2 separate regions of the Homo sapiens genome follow, and region 2 is linked to region 1. A link is a loop called in an ENCODE intact Hi-C map of the cell type or tissue named here. Cell type or tissue: PC-9. All regions are shown on one strand. Each heading gives the region's core, and the rest is flanking DNA. Links, peaks and the distances in the headings are about the cores only. Region 1 overlaps CYP27C1 (cytochrome P450 family 27 subfamily C member 1). Region 2 overlaps BIN1 (bridging integrator 1).

Region 1 (15,975 bases), core at 9,485-13,484:
AATCTGGTGCTCAGGATAAAATGTTGCCTCTGGTGCTTTCTTCCCATAATTACAGTATTACAGAGGCATTCTTAATGTTCCCTCTTCAAATTAGAAACAGTAAGTTGAAATTGCCTTCAACTTACTGTTGATGGCAATTTGAGCCCAGATGCCAGTATTAGAGAACATATATTGAAGAACTGAATTTGTAAGTAAACCACCATTTCCCTGTACAAGTAAATGCACAGGATACTGCCAGTCATTAAATATTGAGTCTAGCACAATGTATGAAGCATAAAAATTCACTGCCACTGGTTTTTAAACAGCTGTTTCCCCCAAAGAAAGGGCAACTTCTGGTATGCACCAGTAAAATAGCAACCTTTTTACATTACTTTGCATAAAGATTTACAAGTGTCCCAGGACCTGGGAGGCCAGTCTATAACAAGACAGCCTTTAGCGACATCGCTTTCCTTCTCCACGGTGATCAGCGAACACAAATACCCACTGTGTGTCGGCGAGCTGGTCTGCTACATCAGCCCAGGTTTAAAATCTAGGCTTACTTTCTGTTAACAAATCGCACGTGGATGGGCCCCCCTGGCGTCAGGAGCCCGTGGGTTTTTGCATGAACAGCATTGGTCTGAGAAGATGTTTTGATCTCAAAATGTTGAAGCAACTAAGAAGAGAAAGAGAGAGAAGGGGTCAGAATTGGAACAGCAGAAAATTCTCAGTGCTCCCTGAATGCTTTTACTCTTCCTGTGGCGGCACTGGGCTGCAGAGAGCGCAGGCAATGAGCACCCACATCCAGCTTTTGGAGGCTACAGAACCTCCAGGTCAGTGGGAAGCCCGCTGTTTGGAAACAGAACTTTAGATCCCGTACCAGAGCCTAGGCATGTCCACTAAGCAGCTGGGCAGCCGGTGGGACAGAGATGCAGGCAGATGCTCAGATGACTTAAGTTTCACTTGCCATTTCAAATTCTAACTCTTTTGCTTCCATTGCAGGTCTAGATGAAGAAGGCATCAAAGGAGCAGGGGGAAATGCGGAACAAAGTGAAATTCCGGGTTTCCTGCTGGTTCTGAAACTGCAGACACTTCAGACCCGGCCAGAAACAGAGGCGGAGAGAGCTGAATCCTCCGAAAGACTTCATCGTGCTACTATCCTGAATTTAAATATTCTTGGTTCGTAACTTTGATTCCATTTCTCATTTCTACAGTTCAAAAGCAGAACCAGCCCTGCCTCCCAGGGTAAAACTGGAATGTACCTACACGGTGAGTTTGAAAGAACACCTAAAGCAATTATCTCCCCCGGCGGCCGGCTAGGGTTTGGAGTTCAAAGTCAGCCCTGGGCTTAGGAATACAGGTAACCTGCTCTAAAGACTTCTGTCCACGGACAGGCTCCTGGGGGGAGGAGGGACCTTGCTTTCAGCCCATTTGGAAAGGGCAGGGGGCAGATGAGCTGGCAATACCATAGTCTCCTACTTAGCGCCCAGGCTGTCCCCGCCCTGCCCTTCCTCTCTGTCCAGCTTTGTCTCCCAGGCAAAGAAGCTGCACCCAGAATGGGCTGGGGCTCCAGGCTGGGACCCCATGGCGTGATCACAGCTCTCTGCAGCCTCAACCTCCTGGGCTCAAGTGATCCTCCAACCTCAGCCTCCTCAGTAGCTGGGACTACAGGCATGCATCACATCTGGCTAACTTTTTAATTTTTTCATAGAAACAAAGACTCGTTTTGTTGCCCAGGCTGCTCCTGAACTCCTAACCTCCAACGATCCTCCCACCTCCGCCTCCCCAAGTGCTGGGATTATAGGTATGAGCCACCACTCTCGGCCTCTAACACTATTGAAAGGAGAGGTAGAGCTCTCCTCAGAGCCTAATTTACAATCACTTGTGCTGGTAATAGTGAATAGTAATGAAAAAGGAATGAATGATGAGATTGTTGATCTTGGTTCGTACCTTTGATTCCATCTCTCATTTCTATAGTTCAAAAGCAGAACCAGCCCTGCCTCCCAGGGTAAAACTGGAATGTACCTACACAGTGAGTTTGAAAGAACACCAAAGTATCCATCACCCTAAAGCGATTATCTCTTTAAGGTATCTCTTTTAAATAATTAAGAGTCAGACAGGGCACCAAGGCTCAAGGGTCAAGTCTTGCAATGGGGACGCAGGCGGAACTCATGCCTTTGTCACTATTAAAGAAATGAGCTGAACAGCATGTTTTCAGGCAGCTACATCATGTGCTGGCATCTGGGTGGCTCAGCCTAAACACCTAACCTCTGACCCCTCGTGCTGACCTCTCAGAAACGCCTGCTCATTCCCATGCGGTAGAGGGAAGACTCACATGTGGACATGTGGGTCTCCTAACTTCAAGGCCATCGTGCCACACGGTATTTTTTCTTTTCTGAGTGGTTTGTTTGTTGAAAAAATTAAAACTATGCAGGAGACAAAAGACAAAAAACACTGCCCCCCCCCTCCGCCCCCCTACATCCAGTTTCCAGCTCCCAGGGAGCTGGGGTGGATCTTCCAAACATTCCTGTTCAATCAAATATCTTTTTCCTGATTTTAAGGGAACACATTAATATCACACCATGAAAGCTGTCCCTTTCCTTCCCAGTAGCCTTCAGGCATGTTCCTGTACTGTTGGGGCAGACGCCATTTATTTGGTTAAGAAAGGCCCCACTGTTGGGAGTTGAACAATGAGAACACATGGACACAGGGAGGGGAACATCACACACAGGGGCCTGTCAGGGGGATAGGGGGAAGAGGAGGGAAAGCATTAGGACAAATACCTAATGCATGTGGGGCTTAAAACCTAGTGGACGGGTTGATGGGTGCAGCAAACCACCATGGCACATGTATACCTATGTAACAAACCTACGTGTTCTGCACATGTATCCCAGAACTTAAAGTAAAATTAAAAAAAAAAAAAAAAAGAAAGGCTCCACTGTTGCTTCTGTGCCAAGAGACTTTCTTCATTAATTGGGGTTGAATTTTATCAATTATCTTTTGGGATGCTCATGTAATTTTCCTCCTTTTTATCTTGGTGAATTCTACTGACAGATTTTCTCTAGGCAGACCATCCTTGCATTCCTGAATACACCTGATGATATGTGAAGATGCCTTTCCGTTTTATACATTCAGCCTGCCAACTGTTGATTTTGCACATTTTCTATCTTCAATTATTAATCAGTCAGGCCAGCCTGTAGTTTTTATTTTCCATATCATCCTTTCCAGGTTTGAATATCAAGGTTATGCAAGTCTCACAAAATGAGACTTCCTTTTTCTATTCTCTATTTATATAAGATGATGATTACCTGTTCCCTGAAGGTTTGATAAAACTTGCCAATAACCCTGTCTAGGTTCAGGATAATTTAGGGGTAAATCTTTTTACCACTGACTCATTTCTTTGATCTGCTCTCACTGATTCGATATCTTAGGTCTGTTCTCTTTCATTTGAGTCAATTTGGATCACTTATATTTTTTCTAGTAAACAGTATGCTTTATCTAAGTCTTCAAATTCATTGGCAAAAAAACTGTTTTAGGTATTTTCTTGATTAAAAAAAAATAAACTCCTGTCTATACAGTTGTGCCTTCCTGCTCATTCCTGGTACTATTTGTGGCTTCTCTTTTTTTTTTCTTTTTTTTTTTTTTTTTTGAGACAGAGTCTTACTCTGTCACCCAGGCTGGAGTGCAGTGGCACGATCTCAGCTCACTGCAACCTCTGCCTCCTGGGTTCAAGCAATTCTCCTGCCTCAGCCTCCCAAGTAGCTGTGATTATAGGCACCCGCCACCAGGCCTGGCTAATTTTTGTATTTTTGGTAGAGATGGGATTTCACATGTTGGTCAGGCTGGTCTCGAACTCCTGACCTCATGATCTGCCTGCCTTGGCCTCCCAAAGTGCTGGGATTACAGGTGTGAGCCACAGTGCCTGGCTTTTTTCTTAACAATTAAAAATCATGGGCCAAGCGTGCTGGCTCACACCTGTAATCCCAGCACTTTGGGAGGCCGAGGCGATGGATCACTTGAGGTCAGAAGTTCGAGACCACCCTGGCCAGCATGGTGAAACCCCGTCTCTACTAAAGATACAAAAAATTAGCTGGGCATGGTGGCAGGTGCCTGTAATCCCAGCTACTCCAGAGGCTGAGGCAGGAGAATCGCTTGAACCCGGGAGACAGAGTTGCAGCGACCCGAGATTGCGCCACTGCACTCCAGCCTGGGTGACAGGGTGAGACTCTGAAAAAAAAAAAAAAAAATCATGGGCCAGGCACAGTGGCTCACACCTGTAATCCCAGCACTTTGGGAGGCCAAGGCAGGTGGATCACTTGAGGTCAATAGTTCGGGACCAGCCTGGCCAACATGATGAATCCCCATCTCTACTTAAAAATACAAAAATTAGCTGGGCGTGGTGATGGGCACCTGTAATCTCAGCTACTCCAGAGGCTGAGGCAGGAGAATTGCATGACCCCAGGAGGCGGAGGTTGCAGTGAGCCGATTGCACCACTGCACTCTAGCCTGGCGACAGAGCAAGACTCAAAAAAAATAATAAAATAAAATAAAAACCGTGATGCTCCCTTTCTACACTTGCCCAGGTAGAAATGAGGACTTTTTAAGCAAAAACTTTAGCAGTTATATTCATATGTTGACAGCAGCAAACAAGACCCCATCACGAGCTCCAAATACCATTTCACCGCTGGCCTCTTGCTCAGGTGTCTACCCCGGTTCTTCAGGCAGCCAGAGCCTGGGGGCAACAAGCATCCCTCCCAACTCACCGATGCCCTTCGGGAGGGTGCAGTGGCTGCGGGAGGCACAGCAGCATTTTAGGGAGCTGAGACCTTCCTGAAAACACTCCCCACAGCAGACTTAGTGCAGGGCTCAGAAGATGAGAACAGCTTCCACTTCTTGGGCACAGACTCTGTACGTGGACTGTTTTTACTCCTCACACACCTATCAGGCAGGGATTTGGCCCCTTTTGTAAATGACGTGACAGGCTCAGCTCAGGTGGCTGAGAAACCTGCCAAGGTCCCGGAGCCAGCAAGTGGCAGAACTGAGGGTGAAGCCAGCTTGCCCTGAGCTCCCCCTACACATCGAGCTGCCACTCACATACTCCCAGGGACAGGGGCAGCGGCCACATCCACACAAAGGTGGGATGGCCACTTGGTCCCACCAGCCCCACCCCAGCAGAGTCTCATGGGCCACCTGTGCCTCCAGAGCCAGCCCTGAGCCAGTGGGGGTTCTCCCCACACCTCGTTCTGTGCCTCCTCCCTGGGCAGTAGACCCTTACCTTCTCCAGCTCTGGTGCCCACCCTGAGCCTGACCATCCAGAATCCCTCTACCCCTCCTCCCAGCCAACCAGGCTTCCCTGGTCCCTTACTCTCCCTTCTGCCCAGCTCCGGTCTCCCAGTGAGCCTGGAGGGGGCACCTGCATGACTTGTAGGGGAAAAGTCAAGACACCTGGATCCTGCCCTGCACCTGCCACTGTGGGACTTGGTAAGTGGCTGTTGCTTTCTGAGCCTCGGTTTCCTCATCAGTAAAATGGGGAGATGAGGTCACCAGGCACTCCCCACATTCTCCAAATGTTCAGGCAACGATGGAGCTCCCAAACTTCGGGCCAAGGTTTCCCGTCGCTGAAACAGTCTTCTCCAACTTGCAGGAGAGGCTAATGGGTGGAATTTTCTCCGCCATTGACTTTACTTTTATAAAATTTCCTTCAGGTGTTATTTAGTTCCTGCTATAGCCTGAATCCAGATACGGTGCAAACCCAGAATTATGTATCTTCACATGTAAGGTGTTCTGTAACAACACCCAGGGCTTCCTGATGTTTCACAACCTAAGAAGCTTGAGAACCACTGCTCTGTGTAAATGGTTGGGTCAGTTAAACAAAGGAGACCAGCAAGAGCACCACTGTGCCTTTCCCGGGGGGGGGGGCTGCTGCTGACGGTGCCTGAGAGGCCAGCTCCTAACTGCAGACACGGCCACTAGAGGTGGAGGCGGGGTCCCCAATCCCCACAGGGCCTCGCTTAGACCTCCAGGGTTTCTCAGAGTGTAGCCACGCGGTTGGAGGACAGGGTGGGCACGGGAGATGGGGAGGCATTTTCAAAGGATATCATGCAGAGCTCTTATTTTTGGATAGGGTCTCACTCTGTCGCCCAGGCTGGAGTGCCGTGGTGTGATCACGGCTCACTGCAGCCTTGAACTCCTGGGTTCAAGTGAGCCTCCCGCCTCAGCCTCCTGAGTAGCTGGGACCACAGGTGTGAGCCACAGTGCCTGACGGCTCTTGATCTTAAGTTTCCAAAACCGTCTTTGCTTTTCAACCTGGAAGTCTTTATCCTGTTGTGCCCAGTAGAAAGAGGCCGAACCCAAAGGCCAACGTTTGGCCTCCACGCCCTACCTGGATCACGACGAGGTGAATCTCCAGTTCTGCAATTCTCCGCCCTATGCAGCTGCGAACCCCATGACCAAAGGGGATGGATCCAAAATTGTCAACTCTATCTAAGTCTCCTTTCCGCAGCCAGCGCTCAGGCCGGAACTCCTTGGCCCGAGGGAAGTTCTCATCCTGGTACGATGTGGCATAGTGGCAAAGGGCCAGCTGGGTCTGAGGAAATCAGGGATGACAGAAAAGGGAAAAGGGGCAGAATCACTCAAGAGCAGGGCAGGGCCCAGAGCCCTAGCCGGACAGTCTCCCGGGGTGCTCCCGCCTGGGGGCCGCCCGGGTCCACTCACACCCAGGATGGCAGCCGCTCCCCCCTTCCCACTCCACACTGCACCCCAAATGTCACTGCAGCCACTGAGAAGACCGTCGAGCCCTTCAGAGACTCCCAGCGGTGACTGGCCACTTCCACACGGCCTGGGGAGCAGGCCAAGGAGCATGGGCTGCCTTGCTGGTGAGCAGTAAGTTTCCAGAGCAGTGAGATCACACCATTCCCTTCCTTTCTCCCAACACCCCATCTTCATCTTAAAATACATGCAAAAGAAAAGGAAACCTATTGATCTCTGCTTAGGGACAAAGACTTCCTGAAGGTAGAAGCAGATTCCAATTCAACCCCGACCCGCAAGGCCTGGCCACCCCCATGGCCCCAAACTCACGCCTTTCGGAATCAGATACCCGCCAATAACCAGGTCTTCCTGGGTGACCCGGCCGTTCCCTGGCAGCACTGGAAACAGCCTGGAAAAGAGCCAGCGGGGACGGGAATGGCGTGGTGACTTTCACAGTATTTTATTGAACGTTCAGAACCCTGGATATATTCCCATTTCCATTAAAAATTCTTAAAAAGTAACACATGGTACATTTTCAACTGAAACATTTTGCAAGGACCTTTGCTGCTTCTTTGTTGGCTTGCTTTACCAGCGAGTATTCTGAGGAATGTGGAAAAGACTCCCAAAGCAAAACATTTGCAAAACACAAAGCCAAGCCTTTCACATGCCATTGTGTTCCCAGGAGGGAAATTCCAAGTTTCTAATATTTTATGTGACCACGGGACCACTTTATCAAGGAATAGTTCATAGGACTTAAGGCCCCATGAAATGCATTTGGAGAAAAGATACTTCGGCGATCGGATTATCTCAGAAAACCCTGAATAAAACTTTAATTGACAAATACCAATAAACCCCACAGCCAGCTGCTTCTTTTTTTTTAATTTTGAGGTTCAACAGCATGCTATATAGGTTGACGGTCATTATCAAGTCAGCTTTGAAAGAATTCTTTAGTATATACTGCAGAAAACAAGCTTTGCTTTTTGTCGCAGCATTTCCTCACAGAGGATGCCGTGTTTGGGGGAAGGGATGTAATCCGTCCCTAATCCCACCTCCTACCCAAACCATCCCCTCAACCCAGGACAACCCACATCCCTCCGGCTTTTCTGTTTGTCAGGAAAGCCCTGTCTGGGAGTAATTGAGCCTCACTGGGTGGCGTCTAAACCCAGATGAGAACATTCACTCAAGAACCATGAGGTTTGTATCCAGGTCTGCAAATCAGCTGAACAGGTCAAACTATTTTCCTAACAAATCGATCTTGTTTCGTGTTATCTTCAGAGGAACAAAGTCAAAGGCCATTGACCCAGGAACATTTTGGGAAACCCCCAGTAAGCCAATTGGCTAAAGCAGGGACAATATTCAATGACTGCTCCAAAGATCTTTTTTCTTTTTTTTTTTTTTTTGAGACAGAGCCTCGCTCTGTTGCCCAGGCTGGAGTGCACTGGTGCAATCTTGGCTCCATCACCTAACTTCAAGCGATTCTCTTGCCCCAGCCTCCCAAGTAGCTGGGACTACAGGTGCCTACCACCACGCCCTGCTAATTTTTGTATTTTTAGTAGAGACGCAGTTTCACCATGTTGGCCAGGCTGCTCTTGAACTCCTGACCTCAGGTAATCTGCCTTGGCCTCCCAAAGTGCTGGGATTACAGGCGTGAGCCACTGTGCCTGGCCCAAAGATCTTTACAGAGAACAAGGATTATGTCGACCCATAAAACAGAATGGTCTTTCTGCTATTCTGACAAGAGCAGAGAAAAAATAACAGTCACGAACATCCTCATCCTGAACAGGTCAGCCGGGGGGGCATTTGGAGGACTTGTTGTGATAGAGAACCAGGGACCTAAGGGACACAGTTTGTTGACGGATTCTGGCGAGCCTTTTACCTCAGGGTTTCCTTAAGGAGAGCTCTGACCAGCGGGACCTTGGGGACATCAGCTGCAGTTGGAACATGCCTTTCCCCTAAATTCTTCACAATCTCCCGGTACACCGTCTGCTGCACTTCTGGGTGCCTTGCCAGGAGGTACACAGTCCAAGACAAGGTGAAGGACGTCTAAGGAGAGAAAGTGGCAGACACAGGCAGGCAGTGAGTAACACCAGGGACTGAAACAGAGGCGGTGGCAGGTAGGAAGTCCCCTGGGAATACACACAGCACAAAGTCAAACTCATCCAATTCCATATAGCACCTAATGTCTTACTAAAAACGAAAGACTGTTTCCTTAATTCATGGCAAATAAATAAATAAATAAATAACTGAACGTATTTGGCAAGTGACATTGACTCTATGATTCATGTGCTCCTGTCATGAAGAGCCACAGGAAAAATGATCCTGGAGCTTTTTTTAATCACTGAAGAGCAATATGTCAGGGATGCCGTGGAGCCTGGAGGATCTGCTGGGACTTTGTGTGACCTTCTTTGCAGGGCTTGCTCGGTGTGTGCCAGAAAGGGCCTCAGGCTGCCCCCCGGCATCCCCAGGATGCTGGGCCCGGCCCACTCTGGCTGCCCTAATCTAGAGATTGGAGTGCACAGGAGATCACTAGTTAGCCATCGTGTCCTGCCTTCATCAAGTAAGGTCCACACAGAGCAAGTCAATAACTCGTCTATGCAAAGCAGTGTCTTTTTTTTTTTTTTTGAGACGGAGTCTCGCTCTGTCGCCCAGGCTGGAATGCAGTGACGCGATCTCGGCTCACTGCAAGCTCTGCCTCCCGGGTTCATGCCATTCTCCTGCCTCAGCCTCCCGAGTAGCTGGGACTACAGGCGCTCACCACCACGCCCGGCTAATTTTTTGTATTTTTAGGAGAGACAGGATTTCACTGTTAGCCAGGATGGTCTGGAACTCCTGACCTTGTGATCTGCCCACCTCGGGTCTCCCAAAGTGCTGGGATTACAGGCGTGAGCCACCACGCCCGGTCAGCCATGTCATTTTTTATACCTCTTCTCAAACCTTTCTACTTATTGAAAATAATTGTTTTATTCTCGTAGGTCCCAAGATTTTCGCTAAAATCAATAGTATCATCTATGGGACTACATTTCACTCTCTAGTAAACAAGGAAATGCCACAGTATAAAGGCCTTTCTCTTTCACCAAAAAAAAAAAACTAATTTAAGCAGGCAATATTGATATCATTTTCTTGTAGAAGATATCACGTGTTTTAGAGGGCAGCCCTCTTGTATATATAATATAATGTGCAAGGTCTTATAAATTATAAAAGATTACTTAGATGCTTCCTATCAAGAGAATAGAAAATTTCTATTTAGATCACATTTTTATGGAAAAAATGTGGTATATCCATACAATGGAATACTACTTAGTAATAAAAAAGAATCAATTACTGTTCTATGCCACCACATGAATGAACCTGAGTCATTCTTCTGAGTGCAGGAAGCCAGATGGAAAAGACAGCATGCTATATGATTCCATTCTCATCAATGTTTAGAAAAATGTGGCAGTGGTTTCATAAATGATTCCATCTGTCAAAAATCTGTATCGCATTATGCAGTTTAAATGGAGTTGACTATGCATAAGTTATACCGCAATAAAATCATACTAATTTTTAAAAATCAGTATGAAGTTGTAAGAATTTGTTCCCTGGCTTCTATTGTAGGATGCTAAAAGGAACAGCTTCCTTCTGAATGCCACCTCATTGTGATGTTCTTAGTTACCACCAGGGGACAGGAGGCACAAGCTCAGCGACGAAGCCATTCATTGATTTCTTCACCTTTCAAGTGGTGTCTTAATTTGAGCGAATCCACACCATCACATTCAGGTAGTTAATTAGAATTCTCATTGATTGCATCATTTAGTTTGCATTTAGTTCATATACTTTTTGTTTTATTGTTGCACAAAATCCAAAAGAATAAGGAGTTTATGCTGTGTGGGTTTGTTTTTGTTTTGTTTTGTTTTGTTTTTCGCTTTTACATGCTTAAGTGATATTACAATAAAAATAAAGCCTTGAGGCTTTTTTGCCCCTTTAAGATGTAGGTCTGTGCGGGGCGTGCCTTATTCAAGGCCGGGAAGCACCCGTGCAAAGGAAAAGCTTTGAGATGATGGGCTTGGTTGTTTAGTTTCCCCACCTGTTAATGAAGTCAATGACTCCTACCTTAGAGGAAGCTGTGAGACAGGCAGGGTGTGCGTGCAATGCTTTGGAAACAGCGAAGCGTCACGCAATCTTAATTCTCTCTTTCCACCCGACCACCAGCAGCACCCCAGCCCGCAGCTTCCCCAGTTTCCAGCCAGAAATTTCATTATCTTCCACCCACTGAAAGCATCAGCCTAGCTCCTCCCTGTTTTGCCATTTCCTTTTAGCAAATTTTACAACTGCTTTCACCTGTACCTACACGGCGATCATTTTCACACGTATCCTATTAATTGTATCATATTACACATGTGCTTTTGAAAGGAACTTGGCTCCTTATTCCCCCCGGACCATGCCACCCCCAGCCAGCCAAAAACCCATGTTAACTATCTAGTGTGTTCCCTCCACGCGCTGCTCTGTGTTCGCACAGTCACGGACAGATGTGCAGATGCACACAGCCGGGAGGGGGCGGTGCCGCTGCATCTTACTCACAGGACACAGTATACATGCTGGTCTGCCTCTTCCTTTCCCATCGGATAGCCTGTGGGTTCCCCCCAGGTTAATGGGCAGTGCTCTGTCTCATTCTGATATGAACCCTCCCTGGTCCCAGTGTATCATTGATCTGCCATGCTACTGGGCTCCATTCACAGGGAATTTGTTGATACACACACACACACACACACACACACACGCACTCATCAACCAAACTGCTTTAGTTTACTTTCTTTACACTCTCTTTAGCAGGTTTTGGTTTTGAAGTTATGTTGGCTTTATAGAACAAATTGGGGAGTGAATGAAATGAATTCTTGGCTTTATAAATAAATTCCATGGCCTGGAATATTTTAAATGATAACTAATAAGGTTTTTAATGTCTGTACCCTCTTCATGTATGAAATTATGAAACAATGACAAAATGTTTACAAATCAGGAATGATTTGTAAACTTTAAACATTTATTATCATTTTGTGTGTGTGCTAATGGAATTTTGGTTATGCTTTTCACAGAAATCATTATGCACCTTACATTTAATATACAATCATGCATCGTATAGTGATGTTTTGGTCAATGATGGACCCAATATACAATGGTGATCCCATAAGATTATAAAGCCACATTTGTACTGTAGCTTGCCAATGTTTAAGTATGTTAGATACACACATACTTACCACTGTGTTCCAGCTGCCCACAGTATTCAGTACAGTAACATTCCGTACAGTTGTGTAGCCTAGGAGTAATAGGCTCTACCGTGCAGCCTAGGTATGTGGTAGGCTACCATCTAGGTTTGTGTAAATACACTCTAAGATGTTCACGCAATGACAGGACCACCCAACAACGCATTTCTCAGAACAAATCTGCATCATTAAGTGAGGCGTGACTGCATACACAGAGTTTTCTCCTCCTGGAGCCCCCCAGCAGTGCAGCAGGCCTAGTACAAACATGAACAGTGTGCTAAACAAATCTGCCTTAAAAGTAGACAACGGCCAGTCGCAGTGGCTCATGCCTGTAATCCCAGCACTTTGGGAGGCCAAGGCGGGTGGATCACCTGAGGCCGGGAGTTCGAGACCAGCCTGGCCAACATGGTGAAACCCCCGTTGCTACTAAAAGTACAAAACATTAGCTGGAAGTGGTGGCGGGCGCCTGTAATCCCAGCTACTCTGGAGGCTGAGGCAAGAGAATCACTTGAACCTGAGAGGCAGAGGTTGCAGTGAGCCGAGACCATGCCATTGCACTCCAGCCTGGGCAATAGAGTAAAACTCCATCCTCCCGCTCCAAAAAAGTAGACAACGTCCATGAGGTGATGAGGAAGGGGTTATCGTGTGTTGCTTGCTGAGAACAGGACCCCCAGACTCACCGTGTCGACGCCGGCCAGCAGCATCTCAGTCACGTTGGCGTAGATCTCCTGCAGCGTCAGAGCCTGGCTAAGGAAGAGGTATGTGAGAAGTCCCCCGCTCACCCTCCGGCCTCGGTCCATTTGGTACTGTATGTCCCTCAACTTGTTGTCAACATGAATTTGGCCTGTTTGAAAACAGTATTTCTTTTGAAAGGAGTTTGGGTTGAGAATCATCTTTTCAGTCTCAAAGCCCTCTGTCCTCCCAGTAGCTTAACTAAACCAGTGGCAGGTGACAGAGGGTAAGGAAACCCAATTTATCTAACGTCAACCTGGGAGTTTCACTCATACACTTGCTTATGTAAATGAATGAAAAGTTAAAAGACAAGCTAAACGTATCTTCCTTTTTAAAAATAAGCTGTAGGATATTTGCAGATGTTTGCTTTACTAATCCAATAGCCAAATAAATTATTTATATAATATGAGTAACAAAATGCAAACTCTTTTATTTTTTTCTACCACACTTTCAGAAGAGAAAATGAGTGGAGGGGAAAAGGCCACACATTATTATCTGGGATGTTACCATACAGCACAGACTTCAGGACTTCTATATTCAAATAAATGTTGTGGTTGTTGTTGTTTCCTTAAGACAGAGGCTCGCTCTGTGGCCCAGGCTGGAGTGCAGTGGCAGGATCTCGGCTCACTGCAACCTCCGCCTCCCGGGTTCAAGCCATTCTCCTGCCTCAGCCTCCCAAGTAGCTGGAATTACAGGCACGCGCCACCACGCCCAGCTAATTTTTGTATTTTTAGTAGAGACGCAGTTTCGCCATGTTGGCCAGGCTGGTCTTTAACTACTGACCTCAGGTGATCCTCCCACCTCGGCCTCCCAAAGTGCTGGGATTACAGGCGTGAGCCACTGCACCCAGCCTAAATATTGATCTTGAAAAGACACCATGAAACACTTTATTCAGTGTTAGCATTGCTCTAGAACATTGTTCTAAGCATTTTGAAAATAATTTCTTTATTTTTGGCAATGCTTTTATAGTAAAAATTTTAGTCACATAAGAAAACAAATCTCTTTGTAATCTCACCTTGGATTTGAACAAAAATTGTCACATTCAAATGAATGTGCGTGGACCTGAAACTCTACATTTTAAGCACTGACCAATTTATTTGGAGTAAAGACATCATCTTGCATGGACATTTACTTGTACCTGTCCCTGCTAGCATGCTAGTGAAAATAAAAATTATTTTAAAATGAAAAAACTGATCATGTTACCTGTAGTCACAACCCACATGCTTTTTGCTTCTTTGAAAAACAAATCCATGGCCAGGCGTGGTGGCTCACACTTGTAATCCCAGCACTTTAGGAGGTCAAGGTGGGTGATCACCTGAGGTCAGGAATTCAAGACCAGCCTGGCCAACATGGTGAAACCCCATCTCTACTAAAAATACAAAATAATTAGCCAGGCATGGTGGCAGGTGCCTGTAATCGCAGCTACTCAGGAGGCTGAGGCATGATAATCACTTGAACCTAGGAGGCAGAGGTTGCAGTGAGCTGAGATCACACCACTGCACTCCAGCATGGGCGACAGAGCCAGACTCCGTCTCAAAAAAAAAAAAAATCCAAAAGTTATGGGTCCAAAAACTAACACGTGACTACATCTAGGCATCCTCTGCTATGGTCACCCATTGTCTGGATGAGAGTTAGACACACAACACGGCAGGTCAACCTGCTTCTGCAAAAGGTGCTCTCAATTCTTCTCTTACTGAATTTGAAGAGTCCATCCCAGGACCTGCAGAATTCCCGCCAGGGCTTTGGGATGAAGGGGCGAAGCCATCTGGGGATGGCGCCTGCATACATGGAGGTCTTGAACATGCTAAACATGAGCTCCAGGGCCTCGATGTATTCCACAGTCAGCTGTGGGATGCTGTTTTCCAGGCAGCCCAAACGACTCTCATAAAGGATGGTGGCCACTCCTAGACAGGAAAGAGAATTTGAAAACCCTCTTCTAGATTATTTACCATACCAACAGGCAATGTTGGGCCATAAATGCAACTTTCAAACGTGGTCCAGGTGCCTTTCATGAATGAGGCATCGTCCCTCTGAGGATTTCTCTGCATCCTGAACTGCAGGGTGCTGGCATTTAGGGCTGACAGGTGGTGCTGTTGCTGCTTCACCTAAGGAGCCCCACAGCCCTGGGAGGCACAGATGAAGAAGCCCACTCTCTGGAGGAAATTCGAAGACTCTGAGAGTTTAAGTAGCTTGGCTAAGGCTGCAGAGGAGGACCCTGGGACAGATCTGGAGCACAGGTCTGAAATGATGAGCCCTGGGGAGGGGACAATCACCGAGCGTGTCACTGCTCTCCCCCAACACCCTCCTCTCAGGAAGGAGTCGGCAAACCTCACATGGCCTCTCCCTGCCCCACCTGGCCACTGGGGATCGCCTTCCAGCCACTTGCCCAACTTGAGGAATTGAAAAGTGACTCCTCCTGGCCAAAACGCAGAGCCCAGGCCTGGAGAGCTAAAGGCGCAGCAGAAGTGGCCTGGATGAATCCGTGTCGGGCAGAGCTGTGAACTGTATTTACCAATCACTTCTGGGATGATTTTGTTACTAATTTTAGAGAAAATTAACATCAGAACTCTGCAAAGCTAACTTGAGTGAAAGTTGAAGGTAAGCTTTTTTTAAAAAAGATGAGAAAGCTGATAGAAAGTCCTCCAAGATGCATTCTATTTTTTTTTTTTTACACAAACATCACCATGTTAGACCAACATGCTTTTTTTTTTTTTGAGATGGAGTTTCACTCTTGTCACCCATGCTGGAGTACAATTGTGTGGTCTTGGCTCACTGCAACCTCCGCCTCTCTAGTTCAAGCGATTCTCCTGCCTCAGCCTCCCAAGTCTCTGGGATTACAGGTGCCCGCCACCATGGCCCAGTTAATTGTTGTATTTTTAGTAGAGACAGGGTTTCACCATGTTGGCCAGACTGGTCTCAAACTCCTGACCTCAGGTGATCCACCCGCCTCGGCCTCCCAAAGTGCTGGGATTACAGGCGTGAGCCACCGCACCCAGCCCCAAGATGCATTCTTAAGTAAAGAGAAAGCACGGTGCAGAACAGTATGTTTGGTGTACTACCCTTTATTGTTTAAAAATAAAAAGAATATTCACATGCGTTTTTCTGTATGTGCATAAAACATCTCTTGACATATACATGAGAGACTAGTGACCTTTGCTGCATTCAGGAAAGAGGGAGACCTTCACTGAAGCCTTTTTGGTATTGCTATTTGAACAGGAATGTACCACTCATTCAATATGACTAAAAGCTAGAATGAGTTTGAAGTAGATGCCCTCTCAACTTC
Region 2 (4,000 bases), core at 1-4,000, 130 kb before region 1:
GCAACAAAACGGGGCAAGTGGGCTATATCACTAATGCCTGCTGTCTCTGGAAGCCATCTTTTCCCCTCCTACTTATAGGGATATCCTAAAATGCCACATAGAGCTTGCACTGTTTTTACATTTTTCTCTTAAAACTTGTTTTGGCAGACCATTAATCTTAATTGTTAAGGTCATTTTGCCAAGATGCTTTCAGACCACACTACAACTGCCAGATATTTCACTGAAAGCACAGGCACGAGCGGAGGTTTATTCCTCACACACGGTGATTCTCATTACTGAGAATATTCCTCTCTTTGATTTGGCCACTAGGGAGCTCAGAGCCGAATCTTCATCCTATTTATAAACAACTATGTTCTGTGGCATATATTTTTACAGACTAATTTTATATAAATGTTCCTTCTCTGAAACACCTTTCTCTATTTTTTAAACTTTTCGTAAGTTGTCTCCAATCTTCGAAGGGAAAAAGGAAAAGTTAAGAAGGAAAGAGAAAGTCTAAAAGGCAGGAAACCGTACTTAGAAGTGTGAGTCAGGGGAGGCCCCAAGCTGCTTTTCCTCCTCCGACCCTGGGCCTGGAATCCACCATCATCACTTCATCCATCTGGGCCCAAGAGACAAAGTCAGACCCACCACTGGGGGCGGGGGTGCCAGCCCTGGGTCTCTCCAACTGCAAAGTTCAACAGCTTTGCGTTTTAGTTGCCAGATAGGTTAAAATGAAAATAACACAAGAGAGAAAGGTACGCTAATCAGACCAGACCCTGTCGCACAGTGGATTCACGCAGACGAAACAGGCCTATTTAAATGTCTCAAAAGCATGGGAGAAAAATTAAAATTGAGAAAATGCTAGTAATTTTTTCCTACAAATTGAGAAACTGCCACCATTGTCTAACACTGCACTCCCTGGGCCAAGGTTGCTAGAGAACACATTCACAGTTTGAGAGGGCCTGGTCTACATTCTCAGGTGGTCTACCCAGGCAAGGACCCAGGACACTCTCAAAGCCTCCCCAGCATGCCCTGCTGCCCTCCTGGGCCCAGGCACTCCTGAAGGGGGCTGTTCCACAGGGCCGGGAGGGAGCCCTGTGGTCACCGGTGTGTGCTGAACCTGGCAGGGAAGGAGGAGTTCAGGCTGCCCCTCCCACGACTCTGACTCTGACCCTCGGCCAGGGTGGGGTGTGGCCCCTCAGAGGGGTCCCCATGGCCTACCTTGCTCATCTCCTTGTGGAAGTTTTCCTCCAGGCCCGCGATGCTCTGGAACGTGTTGACGTAGAAACCTACGCGGCTACAGAAGGGCGGAAGGATGGGGGCCAGGTGAACAGGCAGGTCAGGACAGCAACTCAGAAATACCCACCCACGAGCGACCACACACGCTCATCAGAGGCACAAACCAGAGAGGGCCCAGGCACCGCAGCACTCAGGCTGGACACTGCAGCACACAGGCTGGGCACCGCAGCACGCAGACTGGACACCGCAGCACGCAGGCTGGGCACCACAGCACGCAGACTGGGCACCGCAGCACGCAGACTGGACACTGCCCCACGCAGGCTGGGCACCGTGCTGGGCCTCACCTGTTCCACAGGGACGGCAGCTCCTCCTGCAGATCCACATTCATCTCCTCAAACACCTTCTGGGCTTTGATGAGCTCCTCCTCGGCCTGGGGGGCAGCACGGGTCATTCCCCTCTGTTGGGCGTCCCAGCCAGCCCAGCCCCATGGCCAGTCCTCCCACCTCCTGCCCACCCCTCTTGGCCAGTGCGCTGGGACCAGGGCTCCGGGCAAGACAGAGGCTGAACTGGATGTGGACACCCATGCTGGCGACCTCCCCCTGCAGCCCTCCAGGACCCTGAGGACATCTGGGAAAGGGAGGGCTGAGCAGCCGTTGCCAAAGAGAGGCCCACGTGGCCGGGAGGGCAGTGAGCGTGGAGTAGGGCACAACAAGAGGGGCAAGCCTGGGGCTTGGCGAGCTGGACACGGGACATGCACAGAGGCAGACCCCAGACCCAGCCAAGTGGGGACCCTGCCCACTTCCACAATGAACCTCCTCAGGCTAGGTGCCAGCCCTGCCACTGCCTTCTGGCTCTCAGGGCAGCATCTGTCGCTGCCCCCAATTGCCCCCGCCCCTGAGTGCTCCCTCCCCATTTCTGAGGGCCAGCTCCTGGCAGCCTCAGCCACCAGCCTTCACTTCACCTCCCAGGGATGGTCCTTCCCACAAAGCCCTCTCCTGGGACCTGTCCCCACCAGAGGGAGACCAGAGGCAGCCACTCAGGCACCTCTAGGAATGTCAGGGGGACCCTAGAGGAGGGTGCAGGGCCAGGGAGGAGGCAGCCAGGCAGCTGGGCTGTGCCTGGTCCCACTCCTAGCCCACACCTTCCCCAGGGCAGGCCCTGCATCCTCCAGGCACTCACACCCACCAGGCAGTGGTGCTCAGGCCCCATCACACGGCCACAGAGTGCTGGGGAAGGGACTGCGGGCAGCAGGTGAGTCACAGACCCTGCCCGGTGCCCAGCCCGCCCAGGGAAGGGGCTGTGCTGGCTCACTGCGGGAGGACACTGCCGGCGAGAGTGACTCAGGGATTCGGGGTCTGAGTCACAGCCCAGGAAAGTGTCAGGCCCCGCCTAGGGAAACTTCCCGCCAGCAGCCTCACGTTCTCAGGCCGGGGCTGGGGCCCAGGCTGGGCCGCCTTCTGGCAAAGGCAGCCAGATGGCCGGAAGGCCACTTAACCACAAAGCACACGATTGCCCCAAGCCCAGCCAGCTGTCCCATCCAGCCTCAGACACCAGGACTAGCCCAGGTCAGCCCCTAGGCCCAGTGACTTGGGTTGGGACTGGAGGAGGGGCCACCATGGCTTCTGAAAGGTTACCTCCAGCTACTCGCTAGAGTGGGCGTGGGCTCCTTGCCTGGCTTTTCAGAATCTAATAAAAATTTAAAGGCAGAATGGGGAGCGGGGGGTGGGGAAGAATGTCTATTCCAACATGCACACCTCTCTTGGATCCAGGGACCCTGGGCACCCCACACCAGGAGGGGAATACTGCCCCTCCTCCGTCTCCAGGCTATGGCTGGGCCATCCCTGCCCTACTCCCCTGGGTGTCCCATTACCTGGCAGGGGGGCTGCCAACCATGGTTCTATGGAACTCATAAAATGAGTGAGTCCTAGGGGTACTGTTGTGAGCTGAGCACCATCACACATACCCCCTGCCCTCAACTGCCAACAGTGGGTCTAAAGTCCCACATTCCGTAAGAACCTGCCTGGACCACCCGGCTCCTGTACCCACTAGGACCCCCTCTCCATGAGGATGCAGCCACCACCCCCACAACTCCCCAGATGGCAACGGTGGGGACAGCAGTGAAGACAGCACCGCAGCTTGTCTGTGGGAACATCTGCACCCAGCCGTGCTCTCACCGCTCAGCAACGCTGCCGAGAGCAAGAGCGGGGACAGTTCCGCTTGAGTTCCTGGAAGTCAGGACCCGTGTCTTGTATTCCCTTTGGGTGACATTCCTCATATTCTGGCTCTTTAGGAAGCATGTGGAAGGGGCAGGGAGTAAGGTGAGGGCTGTCTGCCATGAGGAGAGAGTGCCCCCACCCCAGCTCCACTGAAGCTAACAGTGGGGAAGAGCAGAGTCACATGGGCCCGGGGTCCCGAGGACAGCATTCAGGACGCTGAGGCAGGTGTGGAGAGCAGCTCAGAACTAGCCCAGGGTCTGCATGGAGCCGGCCAGCCCCCTGGTGCAGCCTAGAGAGGATGCACTATCTCCCCAAAGTCAAGTTCCCAAGCAGGGCAGCCCCGGAGTCCCAGCTGTGCCATCTCACAGCCAGCCAGCTGCCCACAGGCCACTCCAAAGGCTCTCCAGCCTCCAGCCAGGTATGAGTGGGCTGGGGACAAGGAGGATGTGCTCAAATAAAGATGGGACCCAAATGGGACAGCTAGTTTGGCCAAAATGTGAAACACCCACAGCCCAGCACCCAAAGGTGTGATCACCTGCCTCACCCTCTCGCTGCTCCCCCAGGGT

The links. Hi-C counts contacts between places; a loop is a spot of excess contacts. Peaks named below come from ENCODE experiments on the same cell type or tissue, not always from the same donor. Only the 100,000 strongest peaks of a DNase experiment are listed, where the experiment ranks them.
Region 2: a loop joins it to region 1, with 5 times the contacts of the local background. A loop is called at or near these places in 3 of 110 quality-filtered maps.

What each region holds. Positions count from the first base shown.
Region 1 is chr2:127,186,736-127,202,710 of GRCh38, forward strand. It overlaps CYP27C1 (cytochrome P450 family 27 subfamily C member 1), which reads right to left. Exons shown (of 9, transcript NM_001367502.1): 4 at 14,387-14,596; 5 at 12,641-12,804; 6 at 8,600-8,766; 7 at 7,054-7,132; 8 at 6,359-6,562; 9 at 1-652. The coding sequence ends at 536. Among named protein-coding and RNA genes, the nearest start is that of CYP27C1, 26 kb to the right of the region's middle. RefSeq lists a silencer at 10,218-10,512. In PC-9, for the core only: CTCF peaks have their summits at 10,378 (motif pointing right), 11,243 (motif pointing right) and 11,444; a DNase peak (open chromatin) is centred at 11,266.
Region 2 is chr2:127,062,371-127,066,370 of GRCh38, forward strand. BIN1 (bridging integrator 1) reads right to left here. Exons shown (of 19, transcript NM_139343.3): 8 at 1,563-1,648; 9 at 1,201-1,276. Among named protein-coding and RNA genes, the nearest start is that of BIN1, 43 kb to the right of the region's middle. RefSeq lists enhancers at 1-277, 1,728-2,553, 2,082-3,281, 2,403-2,697 and a silencer at 2,416-2,884. In PC-9, for the core only: CTCF peaks have their summits at 2,397 and 2,606; a DNase peak (open chromatin) is centred at 2,631; H3K27ac peaks cover 2,034 bases.